Linked DNA regions of Homo sapiens: region 2 is linked to region 1. Evidence: chromatin loops called from intact Hi-C (ENCODE). Cell type or tissue: lower leg skin. All regions are shown on one strand. Links, peaks and the distances in the headings refer to the core of each region. The heading gives the core; the rest is flanking DNA. Region 1 holds the start of LOC105369382 (a long non-coding RNA gene). Region 2 overlaps FCHSD2 (FCH and double SH3 domains 2).

What was found. Hi-C counts contacts between places; a loop is a spot of excess contacts. Peaks named below come from ENCODE experiments on the same cell type or tissue, not always from the same donor. Only the 100,000 strongest peaks of a DNase experiment are listed, where the experiment ranks them.
Region 2: it touches region 1 in a loop (6-fold over the local background); 1 of 110 quality-filtered maps calls a loop at or near these places.

What each region holds. Positions count from the first base shown.
Region 1 is chr11:73,252,816-73,262,603 of GRCh38, reverse strand. LOC105369382 (a long non-coding RNA gene) reads right to left here and starts at 9,259. Exons shown (of 3, transcript XR_950296.3): 1 at 9,145-9,259; 2 at 8,797-8,843; 3 at 3,615-4,603. In lower leg skin, for the core only: no CTCF peak of the experiment used is centred there; DNase peaks (open chromatin) are centred at 3,123, 4,103 and 4,823.
Region 2 is chr11:72,927,035-72,936,822 of GRCh38, reverse strand. The region is part of intron 8 of FCHSD2 (FCH and double SH3 domains 2); the gene reads left to right. Among named protein-coding and RNA genes, the nearest start is that of ATG16L2, 120 kb to the right of the region's middle. In lower leg skin, for the core only: no CTCF peak of the experiment used is centred there; no DNase peak of the experiment used is centred there.

The sequences.
Region 1 (9,788 bases), core at 1,223-6,222:
CTATACGTCAATAGGAAAAAGCTAAACAACCTAACAGAAAAATGATTGAAAGACATGAACAGGCATTTCACAGAAAAGAAAGCAATTATGGCCAATACACATAAGAAAATATGTTCAACCTGACTATCAACCAGGGAAATCTAAATTAAAACCAAATGAAATGATACCATTTCATGCATATCTGATTATCAAACTTTTTAAAGTTTGATAATTGGTTTGGTTGAAACCAATTCCATTCCTCCATTGCCCTAGACACACTTCTACATGTGGCCAGAGGGTACCCTACTGGACAGCAGATATAGGATATTTCCGTCATCACAGGAAGTTCTAAAGCATTTAAAACACTGACTACTTCATTATCTAACACTGAATGTGCTGCGTTTTCTCACATACAGAAGTGCTCCTGATTCTGCTGATTCTACTCAATTAAAACAAAATTGGCTTGGCTTCAACCAATAATTGGTTATTCAGCAAACGTTGAAACCAATTATTTGGTTGAAACCAAACGCACTTTGTTTGAATTGGCAGGAATTTTTACATACTGCTGGGAACACAACCAAGTTGAAGAACAATCTGTCAATATCTAGGAAAAGTGAAAATGCATAGCTTAAAACTGAACCATTCCACTTCAAGGCATATAATCAGGAGAAACCCCTGCACATGTATAAAGATGTACATCACAGCACTGTATCTTTTTATTTTTATTTATTTATTTATTTATTTATTTTTTGAGATGGAGTCTGTCTCTGTTGCCCAGGCTGGAGTGCAGTGGCATGATCTCGGCTCACTGCAACCTCCGCCTCCTGGGTTGAAGTGATTCTCCTGCCTCAGCCTCCCAAGTAGCTGGGATTACAGGTGCCCACCACCACGTCGGCTAATTTTTGTATTTTTAGTAGAGACGGGGTTTCACCATGTTGGCCAGGCTAGTCTCAAACTCCTGACCTCAGGCGATCCACCCGCTTCAGCCTCCTAAAGTGCTGAGATTACAGGCGTTAGCCACCATGCCAGCCTCTTCCCTTCATTATTAAGTATAGTTGTCTTCTAAGAAAGTGGAAAGGCCTGAGAAGAAAGTAGTTGAGCCTGAAAGACCTAGAAAAGCCTATTTATTATTAGAAGAAAATGTGGATGTAACAAAGCTCATTGGGAGGGCTGGACAGTGAAAGATGTAAGCTTGGCTTATGTGAGAGATGTGAGACTCATCCTCACCCACCATATGTGGGAGCGCTTCTGTGAGTGAGAAAATGCAGCACATTCATTATTAGATAATGAAGTAGTCAGTATTTTAAATGCTTTAGAACTTTTGGTGATGATGGAAATATCCTATATCTGCTGTCCAGTAGGGTAGCCTCTGGCCACATGTAGAAATGTGTCTAGGGCAACGGAGGAATGGAATTTTTAACTCCAAATTAATTTACGTTTAAATGTAAATAGCCTTATGTGACTAACAGATATCATATTTGATAGTGTAGTTTTATACTGTGCAGAAATCATTGCTGAGTGTTAATAGTTTTAAAAATTTTAATGGCATTTGGGGAAAATTAGGGTCTTAGGATGAGCTGGTGACACATTTTTCCTTTTTAAATTTCTGGGAATATAAGCTTTCACTATTCACAAATTTGTTATCAGAAATAAATTATATTCTTTTTTTTTTTTTTTGTCAGAGTCTCGCTCTGTCACCAGGCTGGAGTGCAGTGGCACAATCTCGGCTCACTGCAACCTCTGCCTCCTGGATTCAAGCGATTCTCCTGCCTCAGCCTCCCAAGTAGCTGGAACTGCAGGCACGCGCCACCGTGCCCAGCTAATTTTTGTATTTTTAGTAGAGATGGGGTTTCACCATGTTGGCCAGGATGGTCTTGATCTCTTGACCTCGTGATCCACCTGCCTTGGCCTCCCAAAGTGCTGGGATTATAGGAATGAATTATATTCTAACAGTAAAAGTGACTGTATGTTCTTAAATGGAATACTATATAGCAGACAAAAAATAAACTTGAGCAACCACATCAAGAAGGCTAAAATCACACAAGCATAATGTGACCAAAAAAGAAATATATAGGATACACACAGTATGAGACTATGCACATAAAGTTTTAATTATTGTATATTTCTATACAATAATGTAGAAATCATACAAAGGCATGTGTAAGAATGACCACCAGGGTAGAGGTCACCTTTGAGGAAAAGGAAGGGGTGAGATTGTGTGGGATCTATGCTGCTTTCTATTTCCCTCCTGACTCCCCAGCTCCCTAGCACACTCTGCAAAGACAAAGAGGATGGGCAGGGCCAGCACACAGAGGAGCCACCTCCCCTCCAAAGCCTTCTCTGGCTACCTCTCTGCCAGTCAGGGCTGAGGCCTCCTCTGGGCTCCCAAGTCCAAGTGTTGGCCTTTGTAACACCCTGATCACTCTGGCCTGGTGTTGTTTTTCTTCACACTTCTCCTCCACCAGCCAAGGAGTTTTTCCAGGGCATAATTCTTTGGAGATTTAAAGTCATCATCATCACTCATTTATTCTCTGACACCTGCTATGTGCCTAGGCCCGGGGAAGAAAAAAGATGAGTTGTTCATGGCTAGTGTCCTTCAGAAATGCCCAGTGTGGAGGAGAACAGACCAGAACCTGGTGGGCATTGGGCCAGAGAGACATGAAGATACATAGGAGCTCTGAGGGACCCCCAGCCCACCCAGCCCTAGAGCAGGGAGAACAGGGGTGGTTAAGGCACAAGTTGTGTCTTAGGCTGTGTTCAAGAACAACTAGAATTGTTTGGGTAAAGTAGGAGGAAGATGTTCCTGTTTACAAGAGGGGACAGCTTGTGAAGACCAGGAGGTGGGGTTGATCATGGCCAACTCTGAGAACCTCAAGAAGTTCAGTCCTACTGGGCAGTCCAGTGGAAGAGGGGAGTGGCATAAGAGAGCTGTAGAGAGGGCAGGGACCAGTCCTTTCAGGGTCTCGATGCCAGGCTGGGAAGCTTGGTTTATCCTGAGGGCAATGGGAACCATGGTAGGATTTAAGCAGGGTGGGACCTGGGGAGAGGCCCAGAGGTGTGTTTTAGAAAGCTGACTTATGCTGGCTGATGTGCAGAGGCAGTGGGTCGGTGAGGAGGCTGGGCCAGTAGTCCAGGCAGGTGGCCAGGGCAGTGGGGATGGAGGAGGAGTGATATATGGGAGATGATTAGAAGGTGGATTTGAGAACTTTTCTTTTGAGATGGGGGTCTGGTTCTGTTGCCCAGGCTGGAGTGCAGTGTCACAATCTCTGCTCACTGCAACCTCTGCCTCCCGGGCTCTGGTGATCCTCCCACCTCAGCCTCCCGAGAAGTAGCTGGGACTACAGATGCATGCCACCATGCCTGGCTAATTTTTATTTTTTTATTTTTTTAATTTTTTTGGTAGAGATAGGCTTTTGCCGTGTTGCCCAGGCTGGTCTTGAACTCCTGGGCTCAAGTGATCCTCCCACCTCGGCTTCCCAGAGTGGTAGCATTACAGGCATGAGCCACCACACCTGGCCTTGAGGGCTTTTTAAGGAGGTAGAATCAGCAGAATCAGGCAGATTGGATGCGAATGTGAGGGAGAGAGAGGGGATTCTCAGTTTGGGTTCCTCCAGAAGCTGATCCTGAGGCAAACATTTAAGTACAAATCATTTATTTCAGAGGTGATCCAGGGAAAAGAAGAAAGCCATGGTGGCTGCCGAGCAGGTCATCACTGTGGGTCAGTCCTGTGGGGAACCCGTGGGAGACTGCGCAGAACCTGCCACAGGGAGGTCCCACCCAAAAGGCAAGGAAACTGGAGCAGTTGGTCACCAACTCCAGCTGTCATCGGTTAAAGGCTGATCCTCAAACTTTCTGGCACTTCTGGCCAAGTGTGCTCCAAAGGCCAGAGAAACCCCAGGGCAGAAACCCAGGGTCCCACAGTGAGAAGCTGCAGAGGTGTGGGGATGAGAGTGCTAAGTGGCACAGGCAGCCCCCAGCCTTGGTGTCCCTGTGGGTCCTCTCAGGGCCGGGGCTGCTCTTTCAGCCCCAGCCATAGCCCTAGAACCCCCAGCCCCCTTCCTGAGGCCCAGGAGGGGCGTAGGAGGCACAGCATCTGCTGCAGGATGAAAGGAGCCCTGTCTGTTCCCTGTAGGCTGAGCTCTGGTTCTCCCAGCTGGGTGGAGGAGGGACTCTGTGTAGGAGTTGGGGAAGTGGGGGTGGGTTTCAACCTGATGGCCCTGCCTGCACCCCAGTGTTCTCTCCTCAGCACTCCACCTTTCTCACTGGTCCTCCTGCTGTCCCTGGGTCCTCCTGGGTATGCAGAGCCCTGGTTTCCATGGAGACTGTGCTCTGACCTCTGGAAATGCTCCCTCTGACCAGCTTAGCCAGGCCGCCTGATCCCCATACTCACATCAAGGCAAAGGAACTTGGCAGCTCTTTAATAAAACCAAATCCTGTTGCCCAGGAGCTTCATGTTTGGGCCTCTAGGCCATAGGGTGGGTGAAGTCACTTCTACTCTCTTTAAGATGGAGCCATCAGTTAAAGGAGGGAAGAGATGCCCAGGAGTGGAACTGTAGGGGGCAGCCAGAGCAGTAAGAGCAGGAGCAGGTCAGTGCCGTGTCACTCAGGCCAAGGGAAGATGGGCCTGGAAGAAGGAGGGAGGCCACAGGCTCAGAGCTGGGCCTGGGAGCCAGGCCCCACCCCCACTGGCCCCAGGAGAGGTCAAGGAGCCCTTGGTTAAACTGTGTCCGGCAGCTAATTTGCTTCCTCCTGTTCCGCTCCCTCCCAGCTTCAGCCATGGCCTCACAATCCTTAGCAGCTGGCAGGTGCCCAGCAAGATCCGGCACTGGATGAGCCATATCTGGCATTTCCAACAACTTTTGAGATATCCCCTCCCCCTGTCAGCCCCTGGCCTTGGTGTCCCTGTGGCCTCCTCTCAGGGCCGGGGCTGCTCTTTTAGCCCCAGCCATAGTCCTAAGACCCCAGCCTCCTTCCTGAGGTCCAGGAGCCCCCACATGGCTCCCCTTTGCCCTGTCAGTCCACCAGCCACAGCTAGCCCTTGTTCTGAACAGGAGAACCTCTTCCTGGAACTTGCCTCTTTCTCATTCCCACCACATTCCAGCTGCCCAACCAAGTGTTGATTCACAAATTCATGAGCCAGGAATCCTGCCCTGGCAGCTCTTAGTCAGGGCTCTGGATTCCTCTCTTGCCTCTAAGCACACTGATGGGACACTCCATTTAGCTCCCTCCTACCAGACCCATGCCCACCAGCGCTGCTCCTGGTACAAATGTTTGTTTGTTTACTTATTTATTTTCAAAACGGAGTCTTTCTCTGTTGCCCAGGCTGGAGTGCAATGGCATGATCTTGGCTCACTGCAACCTCCTTCTCCTGGGTTCAAGCAATTCTCCTGCCTCAGCCTCCTGAGTAGCTGGGATTACAGGAGTGTTCCACCACACCCGGCTAATTTTTTGTATTTTTAGTAGAGACAGGGTTTCACCATGTTGGCCAGGCTGGTCTTGAACTCCTGACCTTGTGATCCACCTGCTTCGGCTTCCCAAGGTGCTGGGATTACAGGCGTGAGCCATCATGCCTGGCTATAAATGTTAACATACTTTCTGGCAGTATATAAAGGAGCATAGTGCCTATGTCAGAGGAGGTGATAGTCCACAGAGATCTGCTGCTCACACTACCTGTGGAGCCCTGTGACCTCTGCAACACTGCCTGCTGCCCTTGGGACTGTAGGGACACTGAGAGGGTGATGAAACCAACACATGGAACAAAAAGCCAAGTTAGGCCGGGCGCGGTGGCTCACGCCTGTAATCCCAGCACTTTGGGAGGCCGAGGCAGGCGGATCACCTGAGGCCAGGAGTTCAAGAACAGCTTGGCCAACATGGCAAAACCCCGTCTCTACTGAAAACACACACAAAAAATTAGCCAGGCGTGGTGGCTGGTGCCTGTAATCCCAGCTACTGGGGAGGCTGAGGCTGGAGAATCGCTTGAAACCAGAAGGTGGAGGCTGCAGTGAGCTGAGACTGCGCCATTGCACTCTAGTCTGGGCAGCAAGAGCGAAACTCCATTTCAAAATAGAATAAAATAAAATAAAATTTAAAAAAGCCAAGTTAATGTGAGTCAACCCTTGGGAGTGGGGCAATTCTTTCACTTGGTACCAACAGATCCCTGTCCATTTTAAAACAGATTTACTGAATCTGAGATTCAAGCAGACATTATTGTCTAGTAAATAGTCTAAACTATGTTCATAATGAAGAAAAAGTTGGTGTTTTCATTTATTTCAGCTCTTTAAGAAATCAACAAATCAAAACTGAAATATTGGAAATGACCTGTCTATTCATAGGGAACTGGTTAAATAAATCATGGTTGTTAAAACAGAACAGGGGAGTTTTTATGTAGAAAGACCTTTAAGAAAACTTCAGGGCCAGGCATGGTGGCTCATGCCTGTAATTCCAGCACTTAGAGGCCAAGGCAGGGGGATCGCTTGAGCCTGGGAGTTCAAGAGCAGCCTGGGCAACATAGTGAGACCCTGTCTCTAAAAAAATAGAATAAAATAGCCAGGCGTGATGGCTGACACCTGTAATCCCAGCACTTTGGAGGCCAAGGCAGGGGGATCACAAGGTCAGGAGTTCAAGACCAGCCTGGCCAACATGGTGAAACCTTGTCTCCACTAAAAATTATACAAAAATTAGTTGGGCATGGTGACACATGCCTGTAGTCCCAGCTACTCAGGAGGCTGAGGCAGGAGAATCACTTGAACTCGGAAAGTGGAGGTTGTGGTGAGCCTAGATCGCACCGCTGCACTCCAGCCTGGGCGACAAGAGCGAGACTCTGAATCAAAACAAAAACAACAACAAAAACACCAAAAAACAAACAAACAAAAATTAGCTGGGTGTGGTGGCACGCGCCTGTAGTCCCAGCTACAGGGGAGGCTGAGGCAGAAAAATTGCTTGAACCCGGGAGAGATAGTGCCACTGCACTCCGGACTGGGGGACAGAGGGAGACTCCATCTCAAAAAAAAAAAAAAAAAAAAAAAGAATAAAATAAAAATAAATTTAAAAAGGAATTTTCAGAAGAAAGCTAGGTGTAGAAATATGTATGTAGTAGTATGCAAACTTTTGTGTATGAAGGAAGAAAAAAAACACTACTTTTAGGATTTGTATATACATATAGTTACCTGGAAACATAAAGAAGCAACCACTGACTGGGTTACTTATTAGGGCCAATAACAGGGAGATCCTTCACTGTTTACCTTTTTTTGTTTGTTTGTTTGAACCAAGTGAATACATTATTTAGTTGAAAATTAAATGAAAAAGAAACAGATCACTTTTAAAAATCAAGATGTCACATTTAGTAAAGGTGCCCCAAATGTTGAGGCGTGACAAGGTTCCAATGATGAGAAAAATGGAATGTTTTTATCAACAAAGATTGATATAGGGATTTACTGTTTTCTAAGTAGTTGTGCATAAATTTAGACATTAACTTTCTTCAGCCTGGGCAACATGGCAAAAACCCATCTCTACAAAAAAAAAAAAATACAAAAATTAGCTGGGCATGGTGGCACATGCCTGTAGTCCCAGCTACTCAGGAAGCTGAGGTGGGAGGATCACTTGAGCCTGGGAGATTAAGGCTGCAGTGAGCTGAGATCGTGCCAATACAATCCAGCCTGGGTGACAGAGACCCTGTCTCAAAAAAAAAAAAAAAAGAAAAAAAGATATTAACCTTCTTAAGCCTTATTAGGGACAGTTGATTATTTCAATTTTTCAGAGGGGGAAACTGAGGCTCAGAGAGGTCAGTGGTCTTGCCCAAGGCTCCCCCATCTGTAAGTAAAGGAGCTGGTCCTGGATGGAATCTGGGAGCCCGACCACAGGAACAAAGGAGAGCGCAGAACAGAGTCCACCCAGGAAGACCCCTGGGCTAATGCAGGGGTTCAAGCACACCCTGGGCAGGGACAGGCCTAAGTTGAATTCTGGCTCTTCCACTCATAGCTGTGTGGCCAAGCCAAGTTCCTTTCATTCTCAGAGCTCTGGTCACCTGTACAACGGGGATAATAATTCTGTCCTCCCAAGTGGTTTGAGTTTTAACTGGAATAGTGTATGTAAAACTCTCAGTACAGTGCCTGCCACAAACAATCAAAATTTCTAACTGTTGAAGTGTTTTCTTTAAATAACAGAACGAGATTGTTGTTGTTGTTGTTGTTGTTGAGATGGAGTCTCACTCTGTCACCCAGGATGGAGTGCAGTGGCACAATCTCGGTTCACTGCAACCTCCACCTCCCGGCAGAACCAGATATTTTAATTCAACTGAACTCCCTATAGTTCTTGAATTCCCTATATGCCTGCCTCATAAATTAAGAAGAGGAGAAGCATTGGAGAATTGAAGGAAGTATAGGAAACCACCTTTGCCCTAAAAGATGCTTATGGTTTTATTGGTGAGACAACCTTTAAGTAGGCCCACACAGCCTTTCTAGGAATACAGTTTATTACTGTCAATATTCAGTTTATTTTTCTATGCTAACCTCATTGTAAAATTAAAATGCAGATGGATTGTTCATCCAATTTTATGTGCAGTGGTTTTCAATACGTGACAAAATTCACAGTAAGAACTAAATGTTGTTTTTTTCAGAATATTTGAAGCCATTTTAAATGACGTTGTGCATAACTTGTATCACCAACTGTGTTCCACCCTAACAGAGGCACATATCCAGTTCTCCTCCAATCATCCCGCATCCATGCTGCTTTTGGCATTAATGGTGCCAAAATGGTGGCACTGCCATGTGTTCTCTTCATTATCTAATGATTAATTGTACTGACATACATGATACTCACTTTGGGCTTCTGGCAATTCGCAGACTGGGCTTCTGGCAATTCGCAGACTGGAAAAATAGTAACAGATTAGTGATGAACTTCATTAAAAATTATCATGTAAGGAACAGCAGACATTCCACAGTGTACACATATATTAAAACACCACACTGAGCCAGACATGGTGGTTCATGCCTGAAATCCCAGCATCTTGTGGTGAGGGTAAGGTGGGAGTATCACTTGAGCCCAGGGGTTCAAGACCTGCCTGGGCAACATAGCAAGGCCCCATCCCTACTATATATATATATATATATATATATATATATATATATATGTGTATGTATGTATGTATCCAGGCATGATGGCACGCACCTGTGGTCCCAGCTACTTGGGAGGCTGAGCCAGGAGCATAACTTGAGCCCAGGAAGTCAAGGCTGCAGTGAGCCTTCACGCCACTGCACTCCAGCCTGGGTGGGAGAGTGAGACCCTGTTTCAAACAAACAAAAACCAACATAAAAAATATATCACATTGTGCCCCATAAGTATATACAATTATTATTTGTCAATTAAAAATAAAAATTTAAATTAAAAAAGAAACAGCAGAATTGTTCATTGCAGTTCATTATTATTATTTTTCCCAATGTTTTAGAATAAGGGAATGTAACACTTATCTCAAAGGGAAAAGCCCTGACTTCTTTCTGTCTTGTGGAGAGGGCCACAAGTGTGCTTCCTCACCAGGGAGCTTGGTTTGGTTGGAAACACTTCCACCTGTCACCACTTGAGGATGTGGCAGGCAGATGCTCTTAGGTTTTGTCACTCTCAGAAGGGGACAAGAGAGGCCAGAAGAACAAAAGCAAAGGCAGTAAGGTTAATAATACAAAAGGACGAGATTGAGGTGGTTTAGGTCCACCTGGAGCTGTCACAGGCTGGAAGGGAGACACTTCATCGAAATTCTGCTGCCTCTTGCAGAAACAAAACTGAAAAGAAAGAGACCCCTTCCAAAGGACTTGGCACTT
Region 2 (9,788 bases), core at 1,741-6,740, 330 kb after region 1:
AGAATGATATCTCAGCAAATAAAGAATATCATCTTTGATACAAATTATAAAAAGGAATCAAATATAAATTCTGGAGTTAAAAATACAATAACTGAAGTAAAGATATACTATAAGTGTTCAGCAGCAAAGTTAAGTTGGCAGAAGGGAGAATCTGAATTTAAAGGTCAGTCAATTGAGATTCTTTTTTAAAAATTTTTATTTCTTTTCTAAATTAGAGATGGAGTCTTGCTATGTTGACCAGGCTGGTCTCCAACTCCTGGCCTCAAGCAAGCCTCCCATCTTGGCCTTCCAAAGTGCTGGGAGTACAGGCATGAGCCATGGCACCTGGTCGAGATTCTTGAGTTTGATAAAATCACACTGATAATTCCCAGGCAACCATGCCAAAATATATAGTAAAAAAAACAAGGGAATTAAAATGGTACATAGAAAATATTGATTTAACAGACCTCTTAAGGAGATACTATTTTTAAATTATTTTATAGATAAGGTAACAGACTTAGAGCAGTTCTACTGCTCAAGTACATAATAGAGTCAGACTCAGAAGCCCAGTCTGTCACCAAAATTCCTTACTATAGGCTTACAAGGGAGATAGATGAAATTCTCTGGTAGAACATAGAAATGGTTAAGCCCTATTATTTTAATAACCACCATTTACACATACCATACTCTTATGATTCTGTCAGATAAGGAATGGAAAGCTCAAGAACGGTCAGTGTCTTCCCAGAGTGATGGTTGCTAGTAAGTGGTAGAACTGGGATTTGAATGAAAGTATATAGGGTTCAAGGTTTTCTGTTGCCCATGATGTTTTGAGATGGCAACCTAAATATTATGTGGTTTTAGCCCACTCACAACTGGGTGAGCATAAGTAGTACAGCAGACCTTTTTCAGACATCTGACTTATCTTGCATGCTAGTAGTAATGCAAGAGGATAACACAAGCTTTATAGAAAAACAGCATTGAAATTTTCCTTTCCTGGTTTTGTAATTTACAGACATAAACTTCCTTATTTGTTTCCTCTTTCACAGAACATGAAGTAACCTGAAGTAACTCAGTGCTTTTAAATAAAACAACCACATAAAAAATTAGATGATATGTTTCTGATTTTACTTTATATCAACTGATAAATTCAACTACATATTAAGATATTTACAGTAATGTAAATACAGCCCAGTACTTGTTTTGATTTCTTGTAAAAAGCTACTTTCTCTTTGTAACCTGATTAGGCGTAGCTTGGGGTCTTCTGAAAAAGATAAACAAAAGCAAGGAGGCAGTCTGTTTTCTTCCAGTATCAGCAAAGAAAGACTGTAGAATTTCATGATTTAATTTTAAGACAACTCACATTTATCATCATCTTGATATTTATATCCTTGACTTTTACCAAAGTCTATTTTAGAAATGCCCGTTGCTCTCAGAAAAGAAGAGTTTGTTTTTCTAGGCTGCATTAAGGAAACTCAAGAGATTTCAGCAAAACTTTATTGCTGAAGAATCTGTGCCCCTCCTGGATCTAAATAAGGAGGGGACTGTTTAAAGTTCTTACTTTAGGGGAAATTACATCAAATGCTTAGGAAAATGACCCATTTTCCCTCCTAATTCATCATAATCTTCTTCTTCAAACAAGTTCTAGGACATTTACACTTTCCTGTAAGTAAATGTTCAGTGGAGCATTCCAGATTTCTAAGTTTCTGAATTTGTCCTTAGAATATTCCTTTTTTTTTCTTCACTATTTTGAGTATTTAACATTATGAGTTTGGGAGTTTAGGTTCCAAACTCAACTGATTTTAAGGATCAAGTAGATAAAATGAATAAAGAGGGCAGAGGTAATGTGTAAGGGAGTGTGTGGCCTAATAGCTACCTGGAAAGGACGTGGCTGCTTAAAGGCATTCAAATTCAATTGTTTAAAAATATTGTGGAGTCATTAAAACATATTGCTGGTCAAAGGTCCCATGGTTTCTCAGTTTCTCAATTACTACAGAATTATTCCCTTAGAAATTTGTGTCCAATAGTCAAAAAGTTTGGCTATTTTTTTAAGTATATTTGGATAAATTACCTACCAAGTTTTTGCATATTGGAGACCACCAAGGAGTTCATACTGCCAGATTAACTCACATTTATATAAACCTTGAAAGAATGCTTATCCTGCCATTTCTGAGCATTTATAAGTGAATTCTATCATTGATTAAGAAATTTATGGCCAAGCACAGCAGCTCATGCCTGTGATCCCAGCACTTTGGGAGGCCGAGGCAAGTGGATTACCTGAGGTCAGGAGTTTGAGATCAGCCTGGCCAACATAGTGAAACCTTGTCTCTACTTTAATAAATACAAAAATTACCCGGGTATGGTGGTATGCACCTGTAATCCCAGCTACTCGGGAGGCTGAGCCAGAAGAATCTCTTGAACCCAGGAGGTGGAGGTTGCAGTGAGCCGAGATAGTGCCGCTGCACACCAGCCTGGGCAACAGAGTAAGACTCCGTCTCAAAAAAAAAAAAAAAAAGGCATGGCTCTTCATAGAGGTCTCTTTGAATTGAAGTTTGTGCATGTCTGTTCACTTAAACAAGTGTAAAGAACATTCTTGTGTTTTGCTCATTTAAATGTAAAATGCTAGACAAGATACAGATGCATCTTCATCATACGTGCCCTTCTCAAACTGTTATGATACTTTTATGATTTGTTGTAAGCTTTAAATAGCTCTTTTTTTTTTTTTTTTTTTTTTTTCTGAGACAGTGTCTTACTCTGTTGCCCAGGCTGGAGTGTAGTGGCGCGATCATGGCTCACTGCAGCCTCAACCTCCCAGGCTCAGGCAGCCCTCCTACCTCAGCCTCCTGAATAGCTGGGACTACAGCCACATACCACCACACCTGGCTAATTTTTGTATTCTTTGTAGAGATGGAGTCTTGCTGTGTTGCCCAAGTTAGTCTTGAACTCCTGGGCTCAAGTGATACGCCCACCTAAGCCTCCAAAAGTGTTGAAATTGCAGGCATGAGCCACTGTACCCAGCACTAAATAGTTTTTACTTTACTTTAAATTTGTAAGAAATATATGCAGCTTTTGGATTGTATTTGCAATTCAGCTTTGACATAAAAATTGTCTACTTTAAGCTTTGAGATCTGTTTAATTGAAGAGAACCAGGAATAGTAAGGAAAGCAATTGAATTATTATTACTTGCAATTTATTGTCCATGTGAATCAACTTTTTTTCCTTACAATGCAACCAAAAGACACAATTTGGATATGGCTAATATAAGTTGGGTATCATTTATTACTCTTTAGTAAGAAGTCTTTTGATTGCAAATAACAATGACCCAACTCAAAGTAGCTTAGGCAAAACAGAGGAATTTGTTGGCTAAGGTAACCAAATCACAGAAAGGATGAGATGGTGCTTGCTCAAGAACTACCCAATTCAAGGACACTGTCCCTGTCCTCTGCCCACCATTCCCATCTTCACTTTGCCAAATTTCTCATCACTGCTTTTCTCTGTGAGTTGGTTTAATTCTTTCCTACTACAGATAGGCACTATCTGCTTGGTAGGAAGAATAACTTTGGTGGGAAGGATAGGCCATTTTTGGATTAATCTTTCAGCCTCTATCCCAGGGATGACCTAATTTAAGTCAAGGGACCACCTCCACCCAGTAATTAGGGGCAGAGGACAGTGGTTTGAGGTTCTGTCTTGCATATCTGCCTACCCTGCAAGTTTACCCCTGAGATCAGGACAGCAGGATCTGTTGCTAGAAGGAAGAAGAAGGCATGCAAGGTTATATATATTTTATGTCTTGGAATTCCACATAAAAGGATGCCACTACTGAAAATATTTGAAAATTACTGAATTAGAGTTTTATGAAATCAATTACTCCTTTAACTTGTATACGATTTTATAAATGTTATGTAACATCATTAGATTTCTCAGTCATGGGGCTCAAGTATAGGTTTATTCATTTTTTGTAATCATGCGAATTCTGATTGGTGTTATTATTTGTTGAACAGATATTTATTGAGCACTACCAGTATGCCAAACCCTATGCTCAACACAGAAGATGGAATGGTAAACAGACAGACCTGATGCCTCCCTTTATGGAACTTAAACAAAAAGAGGGACATACAAACAAATATCACCAGTATGAGGTTGTATGCTATGATCAGGAGTTATGAAGCAAAAAGACAATAGAGATATCCAAGTAGATGATTAAGTGAAGAGACTAAGGCTGATAAGAGTGAGCCAAACCATGGGAGAGAAAGCAGAGAGTAGTCAAGGCAGAAGAAAAGCCTGTGTGAAAGCTCAGAGGCAAAAAAGGAGTATTGGAGAAGCCAAAAACTGCATTGTAGAGAAGGTGTAATACGGAAGGAGAATGGGGAGTGAGTAATAAGTGAAGAAGCTGAAGAGGTATGCCAAGTTCAGATAATGTGGTCTGTAATGATTTTTTTAAAAGCCTTTTCCTAAATGTGATGAGTAGCCAGTGAACAGTGTAGAGCAGTCAAGTAAAATACACAATTTAGAAACATCCTCCTAGCTGCAGAGTGGAAATGAGTTGGTGAGAGGGAGAGTTGGATGCAGGGCAACAGAAGATTGCTGCAATAATCTGGATGAGACAGGATGGCCAGAGGGGAGTAGCTGTGGAGATCAGGAGGAGGGGTTGGGTTTGGTAAATATTTAAGAAGTGGAATCAATAAGATTTGGTAATTAACAGTATGTGGGGGACAAGGCAGAGGGAAAAGTAAATCTTCACTTCCAGGTTTCTGCCACAGGTTGGCAAGTGAATAGTGGCATCACACACTGAGGAACTCAAAAGAAAAGCAGATGGAAAAGAGAATGATTCAGTCTAAGAGGCAATTTGATGCACAGGTTAGAAAGTCAGAGGAGGGAAGTAGTGTCTGGTCAAAATATAAGTCAGTCTGATAAAAATTTAAAACAACAACAATGAAACAATGGCATTGACCCAGAATGCTATTGCAAGATCTTGTGAAGAATATACGCATAGCCCTGATCTTGTCTGTCTGTGCAATTCTATTTGACAGATGTTTGTTGGATACTGTTATGCAAGATGTAAGAAGAGTTTTTTGTGTTTTTGAGACAGGGTCTTGCTCTGTCACCCAGACTAGAATGCAGTGGTGCGATCTCTGTTCACTGCAACCTCCACCTCCCGGGTCCAAGCAATTCTCCTAACTCAACCTCCCAAGTAGCTGGGATTACAGATGCCTGCCACTGCGCCCGGCTAATTTTTGTATTTTTAGTAGAGATGGGGTTTCACCATCTTGGCCAGGCTGGTCTTGAACTCCTGACCTTGTGATCCACCTGCCTTGGCCTCCCAAAGTGCTGGGATTACAGGCGTGAGCCACCATGCCTGGCCAGAAGAGTTTTTAAAACTTAGAAATTATTTTTTAAATTAATTTTTAAAATTTTTATTTTATTTAAAAAAAAAATTTAAGGCTGGGCATGGTGGCTCACACCTGTAGTCCCAGCACTTTAGGAGGCTGAGGCAGATGGATCACTTGAGGTCAGGAGCTTGAGACCAGCCTGACCAACATGGTGAAACCTCATCTCTACTAAAAAAAAAAAAAAACCCACAAAAATTAGTTGTGCATGGTGGTGCAAGCCTGTAATCCCAGCTATTCAGGAGGCTGAGCCAGGAGAATCACTTGAACCCGGGAGGCAGAGGTTGCAGTGAGCCTGATCGCACCACTACACTCCAGCCTAGGTGACACAGCGCGACTCCTTTTCAAAAAAAAAAAAAAAAATTTAATTATTGTGGGTATATAGTAGGTATATATATATATATATATTTGTGAGGCACATGAGATGTTTTGATACAGGCATGCAATGTGAAATAAGCACATCATGGGGAGTAGGGTATCCATCCCCTCAAGCATTTGTCATTTGAGTTACAAACAATCCAATTACACTCTTAAGATATTTTAAAATGTACAATTATTATTGACTATAGTCACCCTATTGTGCTATCAAATAGTAGGTCTTATTCTATTTTTTTGTACCCATTAGCCATCCCTACCTCCTCCTCAACCCCTACTACCCTTTAAAAATTAAAAAATCATGTCAGTCTGAATAATTACATTTTGTTTTGTTTTGTTTTTGAGACAGAGTCTCGCCCTGTCACCCAGGCTGGAGTGCAGTGGCACGATTTTGGCTTACTGTAGCCTCCCTCCCAGGTTCTAGCAATTCTTATGCCTCAGGCTCCCAAATAATTGGGACTACGGATGGGCACCACCACGCCCAGCTAATTTTTGTATTTTTGGTAGAGACGGGGTTTCACCTTGTTGGTGAGGCTGGTCACAAACTCTTGTCCTCAGGTGATCCTCCTGATCCCAAAGTGCTGGGATTACAGGTGTGAGCCACCGCACCCAGCCAATTACATTGTTGAAGTCAAAGAAAATATAGAGATGAATCTCTAAATTAAAAATGTTTTATTTGGAAAACAAGAATTGCATTTTGGGACAGATTGGGTGATCTTCAGTATGTACAAAGAACAAAGAGAAGGTTGGCACTAGTAAAGTTTTGAGGAGCTGGCAAGCTGTGATTGGTGACAGCAGTGGGTAGTTAGTCTTAGAGTCACAACAGATTGTTTCGGCAGCTATTAGATAATACTGGTTTCAGGTTACCACAGGCAGTTTCAGCAGCGGGCTTGCAGAGAATTACATTCATGGAGCAACATTATATGCCCTAAGTGCTTTTTCCTCCTGGCCCCTCAATTGATTTAGTTGGATATGACAAGAATGACCCAATTTTTATAATCAACTTTCACAACATATTATTTTTTTCATCATAATAAAGGTGACCCAATTAAGATAAATGCCTCATTCTCTACTTCACTCTCAAAATGTTTCTTTGGTGCTTTCCCTCTTACACAACTGGAGTCTGCTTTTGTAGCTCAGACCCTTCTCAGTTTGATTCATTTCAATAATCATTTATTAGAGGCCTCTGCTAAGGGTAGGATAAAGGGAAGAAAGTGCTGCCTGTTCTCAAGGAATTAAGGGTCTTTTGGGAAAATCTGACATGTATATAAATGGTTTCAATATAGTGTTTTAAATACTGTGATGGGGAGTTTGTAAAAATTGTTTTCAAGCTCTTTGGTTCTATTTTTGGGACAATTTTTATTCTGATCGTTGGCTTTTTAATCAAAGTCTATATAAATATTTATGCAATCTGCCTTCTAATCACAAACCATGTTGAGACAGTACTACCCAGAATTGCTTTGAACTTCATTTCTAGATGCCATCATTGGTTCAGACAATTGCAATTTAAGGCAGGGGGCTGGAGCAAATCATAGGGTTATCATCCACTTCCCGTGCTTTGAATTCCAACTGTTTCTTAATTTTTGTATCTCCTGCATTAACTCTATGCACACTAGCAATAATCCACCCAGGCCAGAAGGCCTCCAGCTATCTTACCCACCAGAAAATGAGTTCATGTGCAGGTTAATGAGTATCACAGCCTTGCAGAGGTGGTAATTAAAATTCAGGGAATTCTGGGTGTTGGATAGCTGAAAAAGATATTTTAAGATTAATCTCCATTGAAAGTGGCTTCTATTCCTCAGGGATCTAGAACTAGAAATACCATTTGACCTAGCCATCCCATTACTGGGTATATACCCAAAGGATTATAAATCATGCTGCTATAAAGACACACGCACACGTATGTTTATAGCGGCATTATTCACAATAGCAAAGACTTGGAACCAACCTAAATGTCCAACAATGATAGACTGGATTAAGAAAATGTGGCACATATACACCATGGAATACTATCCAGCCATAAAAAATGATGAGTTCATGTCCTTTGTAGGGACATGGATGAAGCTGGAAACCACCATTCTCAGCAAACTATCGCAAGGACAAAAAACCAAACACCGCATGTTCTCACTCATAGGTGGGAATTGAACAATGAGAACACATGGACACAGGAAGGGGAACATCACACATCGGGGACTGTTGTGGGGTGGGGGACGGGGGGAGGGATAGCATTAGGAGATATACCTAATGCTAAATGACGAGTTACTGGGTGCAGCACACCAACATGGCACATGTATACATATGTAACAAACCTGCACGTTGTGCACATGTACCCTAAAACTTAAAGTATAATAATAATAAAATAAAAAAAAGAAAGTGGCTTCTGATCACTTGGGCCTCCTCTCACCTACTTAAATAAGATTCAATCCATGATTGGCAATAATACCCATACAGCACATAGAAGAATATTGTGAAAACGCTAAGGAAGAGCTAGTTGAGTCAGTTTTGTAAAGCACTTGGAACTCAGTAAGCCGTTAGTAAATGTCAGTTGCCTGTGTTAACCATCATTATCATTTAAGTATTTAAGTGGAAGAGAAGGGGGGAAGGACATTCTAGGCCAAGAGAATAACTTATTTGGGAACATGAAAGTGAATGTCATTTTCCAAAATGACTCAGTATAGTTGGGAAGTAGAGTATAATGCAGAGAACAGTGATGAGAGATGGTGCTAATGAGAGAGAGTTATGTTGGGACCAGATTGTAAAGAATCTTCAATGCCTGCTAAAGAATTTCTACTTTGCAAAATATACAGTGGGAGCCATTGAAAAAAATTTTGTGGAATTTTTTTTCCCTAATATGTTATTCAGGTTTTCTTTATGCTTTTTTATGAAAAATTTCCAACATACACTGAAGGAAAAAAAAAAGGCAGTATAATGACCCCCACGTACTCATTATCCAGCTTTAACCATTATCAATATGTGGCCAATGCATTGATGATTTTAAAGCAAGGCAAGAAAGACTAACATTATACCACATCCTTTACCTTTATCCTTTATCTTCACTATGTCCTGTGGAGTATGTGGTACTCCCACTTTCCCTAATTATAAATGAGAAAATCATTAACATGATAAAGTAAGTAAAAGCTCTGGGATTCTAACCCACATCCAACTGATTTCAGAGCTCAAGGTCATTCCTGTCTTGCATCTAAAGTAGAGCGTGATTCCCCGTTGAAAACAGCTGCTGATCCATCTACAGTAACAGTACCTATTGGTGCTCTTGACCCTATTCAGGATGGTAGGCTTCTCTGCCTGCAGCCACTCTCCTTCCAGAGGGTCACCAGAATCTAAGTCCACATAAATGCTCAACCTAGTCAGCTAAAGTAACTGTGCAGTTCAGTAGTTTTCAAAGTATGGTCCCAGGCCAGTGGCAAGTTGTTAGAAAATGCAGACTCTTAGGGCCCATCTTCAGCCTGCTGAATCAGAGACTCTGGGTGGGGCCCAACAATTTGTGTTACTGTTTTTTTAATCAGACTTTATTGTTTAGAGCAGTTTTAGTTCCACAGCAAAATTGAACAGAAGGTACAGAGATTTCCCTTACACTCCCTTCCCCTACATACAATTCCTCCCACTATCAACATCCCCCATCAGAGTGGCACATTTGTTGCAATTGATGAACCTACACTGACACCATCATCATCACCCCAAATTCACAGTTTACATTAGGGCTCATTCTTTGTATTGTACATTCTCAGTTTAGACAAATGTATAATGATATGTATCCACCATTGTAGTATCATACAGAATGGCCTCACTGCCCTGAAACAATCTGTGCTTTTATAAGCTCTGAAGTGATTCTCAGGCATGCTTAAAGTTGAGAACATCTGGTTTAGTTAGACCTTAGAAAATGGAAGGCAGCTCGTATCTGAAGGATCTTCCTTACCCTTAAAGGCTTACAGGGTTTTTTGCCTACCCGGAAAAGAAGAGAGGGCAAGACTGAAATACATTTGTTTTGTGCTTGTGAATTGTTAAGATAGTAAAAACTAGGATTTATTACTA